2 separate regions of the Homo sapiens genome follow, and region 1 is linked to region 2. A link is an interaction called in ENCODE POLR2A ChIA-PET data of the cell type or tissue named here. Cell type or tissue: A673. All regions are shown on one strand. Each heading gives the region's core, and the rest is flanking DNA. Links, peaks and the distances in the headings are about the cores only.

What was found. ChIA-PET counts read pairs that join two places held together with the same protein. Peaks named below come from ENCODE experiments on the same cell type or tissue, not always from the same donor. Only the 100,000 strongest peaks of a DNase experiment are listed, where the experiment ranks them.
Region 1: POLR2A ChIA-PET joins it to region 2 with 5 read pairs; 2 of 35 experiments call an interaction of 5 or more read pairs at or near these places.

What each region holds. Positions count from the first base shown.
Region 1 is chr10:117,132,490-117,137,861 of GRCh38, forward strand. VAX1 (ventral anterior homeobox 1) reads right to left here. Exons shown (of 3, transcript NM_001112704.2): 1 at 5,327-5,372; 2 at 3,983-4,170; 3 at 801-2,094. The coding sequence ends at 1,519. Among named protein-coding and RNA genes, the nearest start is that of VAX1, 3.1 kb to the right of the region's middle. In A673, for the core only: a CTCF peak has its summit at 2,292; DNase peaks (open chromatin) are centred at 382, 1,082, 2,392, 4,622 and 2 weaker places; H3K4me3 peaks cover 4,835 bases; H3K27ac peaks cover 5,000 bases.
Region 2 is chr10:116,924,892-116,930,263 of GRCh38, forward strand. SHTN1 (shootin 1) reads right to left here. Exons shown (of 17, transcript NM_001127211.3): 10 at 4,958-5,111; 11 at 2,901-3,000. Among named protein-coding and RNA genes, the nearest start is that of SHTN1, 78 kb to the right of the region's middle. In A673, for the core only: no CTCF peak of the experiment used is centred there; no DNase peak of the experiment used is centred there.

The DNA of each region.
Region 1 (5,372 bases), core at 257-5,256, 210 kb after region 2:
AAAAGATGAAAAAGAGGGGGAGAGTTTCCGACGTAAATAATTTACAATAAAATTACTATTTTAAAAAAGTGTTTTTCGCTTGCTTCAGATGGATGAATACATTCTAGACACTGCGGCACCTCGCAGTCTGGGTCTGTGATTTTGGTTAAAATGTGGGTGGCCGTGGCTGTAGGGACGATCGCCGCTGCGCAGGGTAAGGAAAGAGGGTGTCGCGGTTCGTGTTCTGATTTGGGACCACTGAAACCCTAAGACTGGGGAGGCGAGGGGAGTGTCTTTCCTATCAATCACACAAGACGCTATCTGGACTCCGAGACTACTGCTAGAGGAGGCCCGACCACCCAGCGGCGTCCCTGCCTCCCCTTCCGCAAAGAACTGCTCAGAAATCCAGACGTTTCCTGCGTGCAGGAAGGGTTTTGTGAATCCGGGTGTTTGGGAGAGGAGGCAATGAGTGCTGACTCGTTTTCCAAACCGAGCAATTGTGCCCGAAGCTACGCGCCTGGGAGGCCGTAGGGTGAAGCGCCGGCTGCGCAGGCTACCGCCGGCAGCCGCTTTGCTCTTTCCTGGAGGAGTGGGAAGCTGTCGGCCACCGCCCCGAACAGGCTCGGAGAAAAGATTCTGAATTTCCTTTGATTAGCGGCGTTACCTTTTCCTTTGCTTTTCCCCCATTAAATTCCTGTTTAAAGTTACAACACCCAGAACCTTAATTTTGCATTGCCCTGTGGGGCATTCTGTATCCTGAATTTTCTTACACCTTCCAAATTTCATCATTGGAAGTATTTAAAAACTGGTTCCACTTCATCTGGTTTTACGTAGCAATTGCTTTTATTGCTGATTAGATCAAATTTATCAGTGTCGTTGCCTACTACGACGTTTGTTACTGTTTCCTGGGGTCGGGGGTGGTTGTGATTGGAGTTGCCCTAAAGGGGAGAAAAACCGCAGGATTTGCCCGCCAGGAAGCTGTGTTGTGTACCGACTATCCCGAGAGGTCCGCAAAGCGGGGCCCAGGGGCTCCCACAAGCCCTGGTTTCCCTGGCAAGAGGAAGGAACGTCCTCCTTTTTTGGTCTAAAGAAACCTGGAAGCCCCTGGGGTCTGCGCGCAGTTTTCCTCTTTCAAATATTCCTAGGAATAGTCGGCAGCGGCAGCAGCCGCAGCAGCCGCGGATCTAGAGCAAACGTCCTGTGCTTTGGAGTTAGAACCAGTCTTTTCCCTCCTGGGCTGGGCACGGGGTCAGGGCATCAGGTTGACTAACTCGGGCATTTTTCCCAATTCTTTGGATCGCTCCTGGATTCAGAAGGAAGTTGGGGGTTGGGGAGGAATCTCAGAGGAAAGGTAGTAGAAAAAAAAAATAGCCCGAATGAGATGAAATTGGTAGCAGAGTCTAGTGGGAAAGGAGAGCTGTCAGAGGCCTGGTGGGAGCCAGGAGCCCAGCGCAGGAGCTCTGGGCACCTAATGCGCGTGAGTCCATAAATATCACCACAATAGATACTATAAATATAAATACAGGGAAACACTTAAAATCAGTCCAGCGCTTTTTTCTCGGCCCCTTCTTTATTGTTGGTCCGGGAGTAAGGCTCGAAGGCCGAGGAGCTCAGATATCGGGCGGAGAGTTCTTGCAAATTCCCAGCTAGCGAACCAGCCATTGTTAACGGGGCGGAGGACAGGCGGCTGGCGACGGAGCCGAGCAGCGAGGGCACCGGCAGGCTGAAGAGGCTGTGGCCCGCGGCCGGGGCGCCTGCGTGCAATCCCCCCGGCCCGGCGGGCCCGGGACCTGGAGCACCGCCCACAGCCGGCGGGTGCGGGGATGCAGCGCCCGCTGGGCCCGGGGCGGCGGCGGCGGCTGCGGCGGCCGAGCCTGCAGCGGCGCCCGCGCCCAGGGCCGGCAAGCTGGGCCCGCGCAGCGCTGAGCCGAGAGCGCCCGTGGCGCAAGGCGGCAGCAGCGCAGGCAGGCCGGGCGGCGACAACAGGCGGCCCTGCTCCAGCAGCCGTAGCACGCTGCACGTGGCCGCGGTCTCCGACACCACCGAGCGTAGCTCCGAGTCCTTGCCCTGGTCCTTCTTCTGCTTGGTGCGCCGGTTCTGGAACCAGACCTTCACCTGCGCGCCGGGGTGCGGGGAGAGTTGGAGAGAGGGGCAGGGAAGACCAGCGTCAAAGGAAGCGAGCTCCCGGGGCGCGCGGCTCCGGGGCTCTCCCCAAGTCCCAGCCCTATCCGCAGCCCCACCCAGCAGCCGGAGGGGTCCGGGCCGGGGCGCTGCTGGGGGAGCTGGCGCCGCCACGAGGGGGACACAGCTGCTCCACCGGGCTGCGCTTCCGGGTCAGGGAAGCAGGCCCAGGCAGGCGCCGCTTACACAGAACAAAGTAATAAAATGCCCACGGCAGGAACTCGAAGGAAGACCGGAAAGGGTTTCACTGGCTTCCGCGCTACCCCGCAGCGGTGTTTGGGGCTCACAGATGTGTGAATCAGTGCAGTCCCAAAGCCGGAATTTCCGGTGGAGGGTGTGAGGCCCTAGGGTGCGGGTGCGGTGAAGGAAGAGGGAAGAAGGAAGAGGGAAGTGGGAAGAGAGGCGGGGAGGGAGTATTGCCCAGCCTTTCTGGACCCAGGCCCCTGGCCCAATGCGCTCGGATTTAGTCCTAGAAGCACTACTCCTGGTGAAGGCTACAAAGGACCATTTCCTGCTTAAGACGTGACCATTAGCTAGCAGCAAGCAGGGAAAGTGGCTGCAGGAGAATAATATGTGCGGGAGACTTTATGTAGACCGAGATTTCTGCACCTCTTCTCACCAGATAGCTGCATTGAAGGGTCTGGTGATACTCTTAGTTTATCTCTCCACTGGTCTGAGTCATGAACTTGGAATCATGGGAGAAAGTCAGGAGGCTGAGGTGGATTGAATATTCCCCACTAACCTCCCCTCTCATTCTTCTGCCCCTCTGCAGGCCTAGCAGTGGCCCAGAAGAGTTTTGCAGCAATAGGCAAAGACTATCCTATCTAGATTTTATAAACTAAGAGGAGTAGTAGCAGAGAGAATAGAAAAAGCTACCATACCAACTCAAACTCAAAAAGAACACCCCTATCTGTTCTGTCAGTCCTCAGCTTTCAGCCCAGATCCCGGACCTAAAATGCTCTCCACCTGCTTCAGGGTTGGGCATGGGGAAAAGGATCAGTCTTCAGAAAGAAGGCTGCCGTAGCTAGGCCAAGCTGGTGACATGCCACTTGGCAAGTTCTTGGGTCCTCTCCTGGGCCCAGAGCCCACATGGCCAGCTCCAAGGGGCATCATATGGATTTAATGTAAAGGGAAAGATCTAAAGCACAATCAGCAGTACTGGCTTCTGGGTCCTAGATCTCCTTCCCATCACACACCTCACACATCACTGGCCCAGAAGACAGGGTCTCCTAGGTGCTCAGGGCTGGGGCCAGCTCAGAATGGGGAAAGCCTTCCTTTAAGGGTCAGGGCAGCCTGATCTGCACAGGCAGATCTCCAGGAGGGCGTACACCTAATTCCTGGGAATCACCCATGGTGCTGGGGCAGGGGGTGTTAGATCTAGCCTCACTCCTGTAGAATGGGCCTGGACGCTGAGTACAGCTGGGTGGGCCCACAAGGGGTGGGGCCTAGAAATCTAGCCAAAATGGGGTACCCCAAACAAGGGCAAAAGTCAGTTCTTTGTAGAGCAGAAGCTCGAAGGAAATGCTCAAAACCGGGGGACAATAAAAATTCCAAAAGGACAGGATTTGGGGCCTTCTGGGCCTAGGCCAAGGTGGATAAAACATGGGCCCTGGAGGATTTGGGGATGGCAGGAATGGTGGGGGGAAAGGATGTATTATCTAGGGGAAGGAATCCTTAGGCCTGTCTTACCCATCCTTCCCATCTCCTCCACCTCCCAAGGGTAGTTCTGTCCAGAGCAGGTTAGGAGGTGAAGAGCAGGCTAGGTAGGGGTGGTGGGGAGGAAGGCTGGTGCAGAACTGTGTGCGGCCTGGTCGCCGGGTACCTGGGTCTCGGAGAGGTTAAGCTGCCGGGCGAGCTCGGTCCTCTCGCGGCCCACCACGTACTGGCAGCGCTGGAACTCCATCTCCAGCCGATAGAGCTGCTCCGCGGTGAAGGACGTGCGCGTCCTCTTAGGCCGGTCCAAGTCCAGGCCCTTGGGCAGGATGATCTCTCGGATGGACCCCTTGGCATCTGGGGAAGGGGAGATGTCAGCCGCCAGAACCCTCCCGTCCCCCTCCACCTCCTTGGCCCGAGCTGGATTTGGGGACACAGTCCCCAGAAGCGTGCAGTTTTGGGGATGGGGGGCGGGGTGCGGAGCGCGACCACAACCAGGTAGCAAAGACACTGTGTGGAGGGCAAGGGGCCTAACTCCATACCGCTGACCGAAGGAGGGACCACACTTTGTCTTTTTGTAGAGTCCTCCAGACAGGGGAGAGAAAAAAATCCAATCAATTCCACATAGGCGGACGTTTCTTCCGGCCTGGGGGGGCCTCGGCTGAGCCTTCCGGGTCCCCTGTAGCCTGAGGGTACCCTTGTCGCCCCGCCCGGGTCCTGCGGGCCCCAGCTCTGGGCTTGCCGACCAGACCGTGATCCAGACGTCCCCACCCCCACCCTCGAGTCTCCTTCCCTCCGGAGTCCGCGCGGCGGAAGGAGGAGGGACTGAGTCGGGGCCGGCCGGGCCCGGAGATCTGCTGCTGGCTGGGGCGGCGCCGGGCCGGGGCCCGGCCTCGCAGCCTCCGCCGCCGGGGCTAAGTGCACGCCGCGCCATCCGAGAGCGGCAGAGCAGAGCACCAAAGCGGCAACCGCGGCTCCGTAACCAAGCCCAGCTGCCTCTCCCGGCGGCAGCGGTCGGGCACCGATCGCGGCCGTGGGGTCCTCGGCCCAGTGCACTAACTGGCAGGGCCGTAGCCCGCGATCGGCAGCTGTTCTCCGGGGCTCGCGTTCCCCCTTGGGTGCGCTCAGCCCTCCAGAGCGCGGGAGTCCCCTGGCCGGCTCCCGGCAGGTCGTCCGGCCCTTGGAGCGCGCACACCTCCTCCCGGAGTTTTCTGCTCCTTTCCCGGGTCGGAGGCCGCAGCCCGATGCCCGGCCGCACCCGCGCAGCCCCTCATCTCCCCCCGCAGCCCGGTCAGCGGGGCCCCTCCGGGCGTGGAGGGCCGAGGCCCCTGGAGAGCGCACCGGAGAGTCCCAGGCGCTTGTCCCCAGCCGGACTCGGGGCGGGGAGGGCCAACAACTTTCTCCCAAGTCCCAGCCGGCACTCCTTCCCACCGGCCTGTGTCGGCGGCAGCGCGCAGCTCCGGCCCCGGAGTCGACCCCAAAGAACGCGCCTGGCAGCCCTGCCCATCCCTACCTCGGACCAGGATCCGGCGGCAGTAATCCGGGTCCGCTGCGGAATT
Region 2 (5,372 bases), core at 112-5,111:
GGACTACAGGCACCCACCACGCCTGGCTAATTTTTTTTGTATTTTTAGTAGAGACGGGGTTTCACCATGTTAGCCAGGATGGTCTCAATCTCCTGACCTTGTGATCCGCCCGCCTCGGCCTCCCAAAGTGCTGGGATTACAGGCGTGAGCCACTGCGCCCGGCCTTCACCTGTTAGTTTTTCAAGAGGTGTTCGTCATGTCCACTGTGATAGTTATTTTGTGTGTCAACCTGACTGGGCCACGGGGTGCCTGAGATACTTGGTTAAACACTATTCTGGTGTTTCCATGAGGATGTTGTGGATGACATTAACATTTCAATCAGTAGACTGAGTAAAGCAGATGGTCCTCCCTGAGGTGGGTGGCCCTCAGCCAATCATTTGAAGGCCTAATTAGAACAACAAGGCTGATCCTCCCTCAACTAACAGGGAATTCCTCCTGCCTGACTGCCTTCTAACTGGGTTATTGGCTTTTTCTTGCTTTCGAACTTGAACTGAAACACTGCCACTTCCTGGGTCTTGAGCCTGTCAAACTTTGGAATAAAACTACACCATAGGTTCTCCCAGTTCTCAGGCCCTTAGACTCAGCCTGGAACCACACCATTGACACTTTTGGGTGTCCAAGTTGCCAACTCACCCTACAGATCTTGGGGTTTGACAGCCTCCATAATCACATGAGCCAACTCCTTATAATAAATCTGTATTTATATCTGCCTATATCTGTATCTATAGATATACACATTCTATTGGTTCTGTTTCTCTAAAAAAAGCACTTAATAGCCTCAACCCTCTCCCCATGAACTATATCTGCATAGAACCTGTCCTACTTTCACTACCACTGGGACAAAGTGACCAAGGTTTGCCTTCTTCCTCTTTCTTCTATCTATTCTTGGAGTCAAATGAGTGGGAAGAGAAGGGAAAAGCAGTAAGCCACTTAAGCTACAGGCCCTAGTCTTTTTTTTTCTTCCCACTTTCATTTCTAACCATGATTTACATCAGGATAAAACAAATAGATCAGGAACAAAGTTAGAAAACTTTGATTTGTGAATTCAAAATCCACTCAAACTCAATACATGTGCAAATATACCTCTTTGACAAGAAAGCACTCCTCACAAAAAAAAAACTCTTTTCTTTAAAAAATTATGTCCTATACTATTTAAATTCATCTTAAAATAAAAATCATATTATTCAATAAAATTTTCTTTAAAGAGCCTTATAAAAGAGTTCACACTTGAGACACAAATAGTCCTGAACATTCGTTTCTCAGCGTAACTGTAAAGTGCTCTTTGGGAAAAAAAATTCTACTTAGGTTATACTTTACTTTTAATTCTAGGGGCTCTCAACATTTCTGAGAATAAAAATTAAAGGCCAACAGCAAGACTGTAATTACTTTTTAATCGTTCTCCCTCTTCATGGACAGAAGTGACCTTTCTTATCAGCTCAAAATCCCAGACCTTAGAGAAAGATCAAAGTGATGAATTTCCAATTTTAAATGTCAAATCCAGAATATCTCCTACAGATTTAGCTACCCAGGAGAGAAAGATTTTAAAATACCTGAAATTCTTTCAATTGACTCTTGGATCGATCACGTGTAAAAATTATTTTGCCTTAACTACTTCAATGGCTTAAAGTAGATTATGTCATACCCTACTCAGTAAGGAAAACTAATGAGAATCTTTTTAAAAGGCAAAGTCCCATTTTCATAGTTGTGTGGGAGGAACATGCTACGCATTCTATTCAGATGGATCAGCAAAGGTGCAAAGTATGAATAAATGGCCTCTCTGTGTGAAAGGATTAAACAAATCACATGAGTTAATGAAAGGTTTAAAAAAAAAAAAAACCCTAGAAAAAGTTTTAAAATGCCATTTGTTAAAGAATAAATTATACAAAAGCAGCTAACATCATGACATGAGCATGTAAGCTGTCACCATGGCAAGGAGGTTGTCTTATGTAATTCTAGATGGTGGCATGTGGAACCACAAAAAAGGCAAAATTTGACTCTAAATCTCCTAGTGTGTATTGTGCTCAAGTGATGTACATAATGCCATCATGTCACCTTAGGCTTCAGAAAATACGAATTCCTGTCTGCATATGTGACTTCCTGCCACAAGAATTTAAACATAATCTATCTTTCTTATGGACGGTTCCTCTCTTAGCATTACTAAAGGTATAAATATGAGGTTAGGGATAAAAGTAATTAATACTTCTAGTTTAATTACTAGTTTATAACAATTAGCATGTTTACGTTTTCATTTAGTATTTTTATTTTTAAAATAATTGAACAAACCACAGCTTTTCAAATTTGAATTAGCAAGACAGAAAAGTAAACACATTCTGGAAAAGCTCAAAATTCCTTGTTCTTACCATTAAAGGAAATCTTAATGTTATTGAATGAAATTTGTATACTACAAGAAGGGAATAATATATTGGCTTGTTAGGCCATTCTCATGCTGCTAATAAAGATATACCCGAGACTCGGTAATTATAAAGGAAAGAGGTTTAATTGACTCACAGTTCCACATGGCTGGGGAGGCCTCACAATCATGGCGGAAGGCAAGGAGAAGCAAGTCACATCTTACATGGCAGCAGGGAAGAGAGAACTTGTGCAGGAGAACTCCTCTTTATAAAACCATCAGATCTCATGAGATTCACTATCATGAGAATAGCATGGAAAGACCCACCCTCATGATTCAATTACCTCCCACGATACGTGAGAATTGTGGGAGCTACAATTCAAGAGGAAATTTGGGTGGGGACACAACCAAACCATATCACTGGCCTTTAGAAAAATTTCCAAGAGAAGCATCAGCTAGTATCTTTCATGCTTTTAAGATGACTCCTCTTATGGCACAATCTGATGGAGAAGAACATTTGATGCAGAGCAGTCTTCCTGGATGTGCTTACCGGATAGGATTGGGAGGTGGAGGGGGAAGTGGTGGTGGAGGAGGAGGTGGTGGAGGTACTGAATTCTCAGACTGGTTCACTCGTTTCTGGAGTTCATCAACTGCACAGAGAGCAAACATTCAGAAGAGAGCTGAAATAAGCAACTAAACATTGTTTATACATGTGAAAAAAAGAACATAACCTTTCTCAAAAGTAAGTTCTTTTTATTAAGGCAAAATTAGAAATTTCAATATGAAATTACAGACCTTTTTAAACTTTTCACTATCTAGTCTATTGCTAATGCAAGAGAGGACTCCTATCCATCAATATTAAATGTTATCTTTTTGCTGTATATACAACTTTAGAAAAGAAAAAAATTAAAAACAATGGCTGAAGGGTAGGAAGGAGTAGGCTGAAGAAATATTTGTTAACAACGAAGTATATGACTCAAACACTAAGAAATTGTTAATACTTTAAAAGTGTACAGACCAAGAATTAATTTTAAAGATGACATTTAGTAATGAAATTTAATAGCTGCATACTTCTCTCCCCTGCTTAATTTCCTTCAAAAACTGCAAATACTAGAGTCTTTGATTTTAACCAGATTCAGCTTCCTAAATCTGTAACTCAGAAACTTTTTGCTCTTTTGAAGAGATTTCTGGAAATGTATCGTATTCCTTCAAGTCTTTCATGAGGAAGGCATTTTACTAAGCACCAATGATGTGAAAGTGCCTATGAATGGTGCTACAGGAGACGTAACACCTGACTTCAAAGAACTGAACTTAAGTTGATATCACAGGTGCTAATACCTATGAGATAATGGGTAAAAGGTGCTGCATACTGTTGGCACTCAGAGGTAGCTCTCCCCATCCACAGCCATTCCACTTTCCCCGACTGAGTGTACCCTCAGGGATCTGTCCATTTGTATTTACCCTCAACACTTAAATAGGCAGTGTGGGCTATGCTCTCCAAAACTGAGAATCCTCTAGTCTTTTTATGTGCATGCACCTATCCCTCCAAGGGGAATCTGAGTTCTCTGAAGACAAAAAGCATGGTTTCTTTTCTTCTGTATTTCTTATTGTTTCCTAGGATAGGGCTGGGTACACACACAGCAGATAATAAGTATTAATAGAAGGCATTCAGATTTGAACCTTATATATTTCCAGTGTCTGCCTCCTCTATTCATAATAAAGATGGCTTTGGCTACAGGCTACTCTGATATTCACTAAAAAGAATGAAATACTTCTTAATTTTGGATCAATTAAAAAATAAATTATAATCAATTTTCATTGTGGATTAGAAAGCACTGAATGCTTTTAGAAGGAAAAAAGGCCTACATGGTTCTTCTGCATAGGTTTCAAAATTCTAGTATAAAATTAACCAAAAATATCTGAAGTGAATATTGAAGCTATTATAAAGGGAATGTACCTGACTTCTTAAATTACCGACCTTCCAACAGAGACTTACACATATGCCCGTATAGTAATCTAACTCGCACATTCCCGTTAAGCCTTCTAGAACTGAATGAATAAATCTTTTGATTTAAGTATCCCCTGGTGTTTCTAAAGATTTTCCATTTAATAGATATATTGTTGCCCAGTTCATTGTTAGGTACAATATAGAAAGTATTATTTCATGTGTATTATTAGACACCAAAGATGAAGGTAGTATGAACACCAAAGATGAAGACAGTATTTTTAAAAAGTTTAATTCTTTCTAAAAATGCACTCTAAGTGAACAAAATAAAGTACATAATGAACATTCATCTCTGAAGCTCTGAAAAATGCTGAAAAGTTGGTCTTCCTAGGCTAACGGTATCTCTGTGTCTAAATTCTGTATATGATGTTCACAAGGGCTCTAAGTCCAAAAAATTAGTCTAAATATTTTTGAATTATTTAATACAGCAGCTATTCTACTGAATTGCAATGGTTAGAAATTAAGGAATTTCAAAACAAATCTTGGTATTTTTCCACAGCATTCAGTAAATGTTCTAGACTAACTATATGCCAGGTTTTGTACTAGGCATGAGTAATTCAAAGATTAATAGTAAGACATAGTAGCCTACTCAATGCTTTTACCAGAGTGCTTTAAATTTCTGGCTTTCTCTTCAGAATTCTGATATTTCAATTCCAATTCCTTTTTATCTTCCTCTAGAAGCTCCAGTTGCTGTTTGAGGTTGTGTATTTCTTTGTGGAGTGTTTCATTTTCTAGTTGCTCTTCTAATTCTTTGACCTATAAGTTATTTAAAAAAAAAAGACTTTTATGGCTGACAGTTTTTCCTTTGTCAAAGAAAAGAAAGGGAAAAAATAAATATTTCCCTTTGACTGTACTTCATAGCAAACAGATTCCAATCCATCTTAACAACCATGCAAATGCTAGATACAATTAACACACAATCATAAATCAGCTAAAGAGCTGATTTAAAATAAATTTACTGGGGAGTTACGTACCAGACACTTTAATTTTTTTTAAGTTTTATTTTAGGTTCGGGGT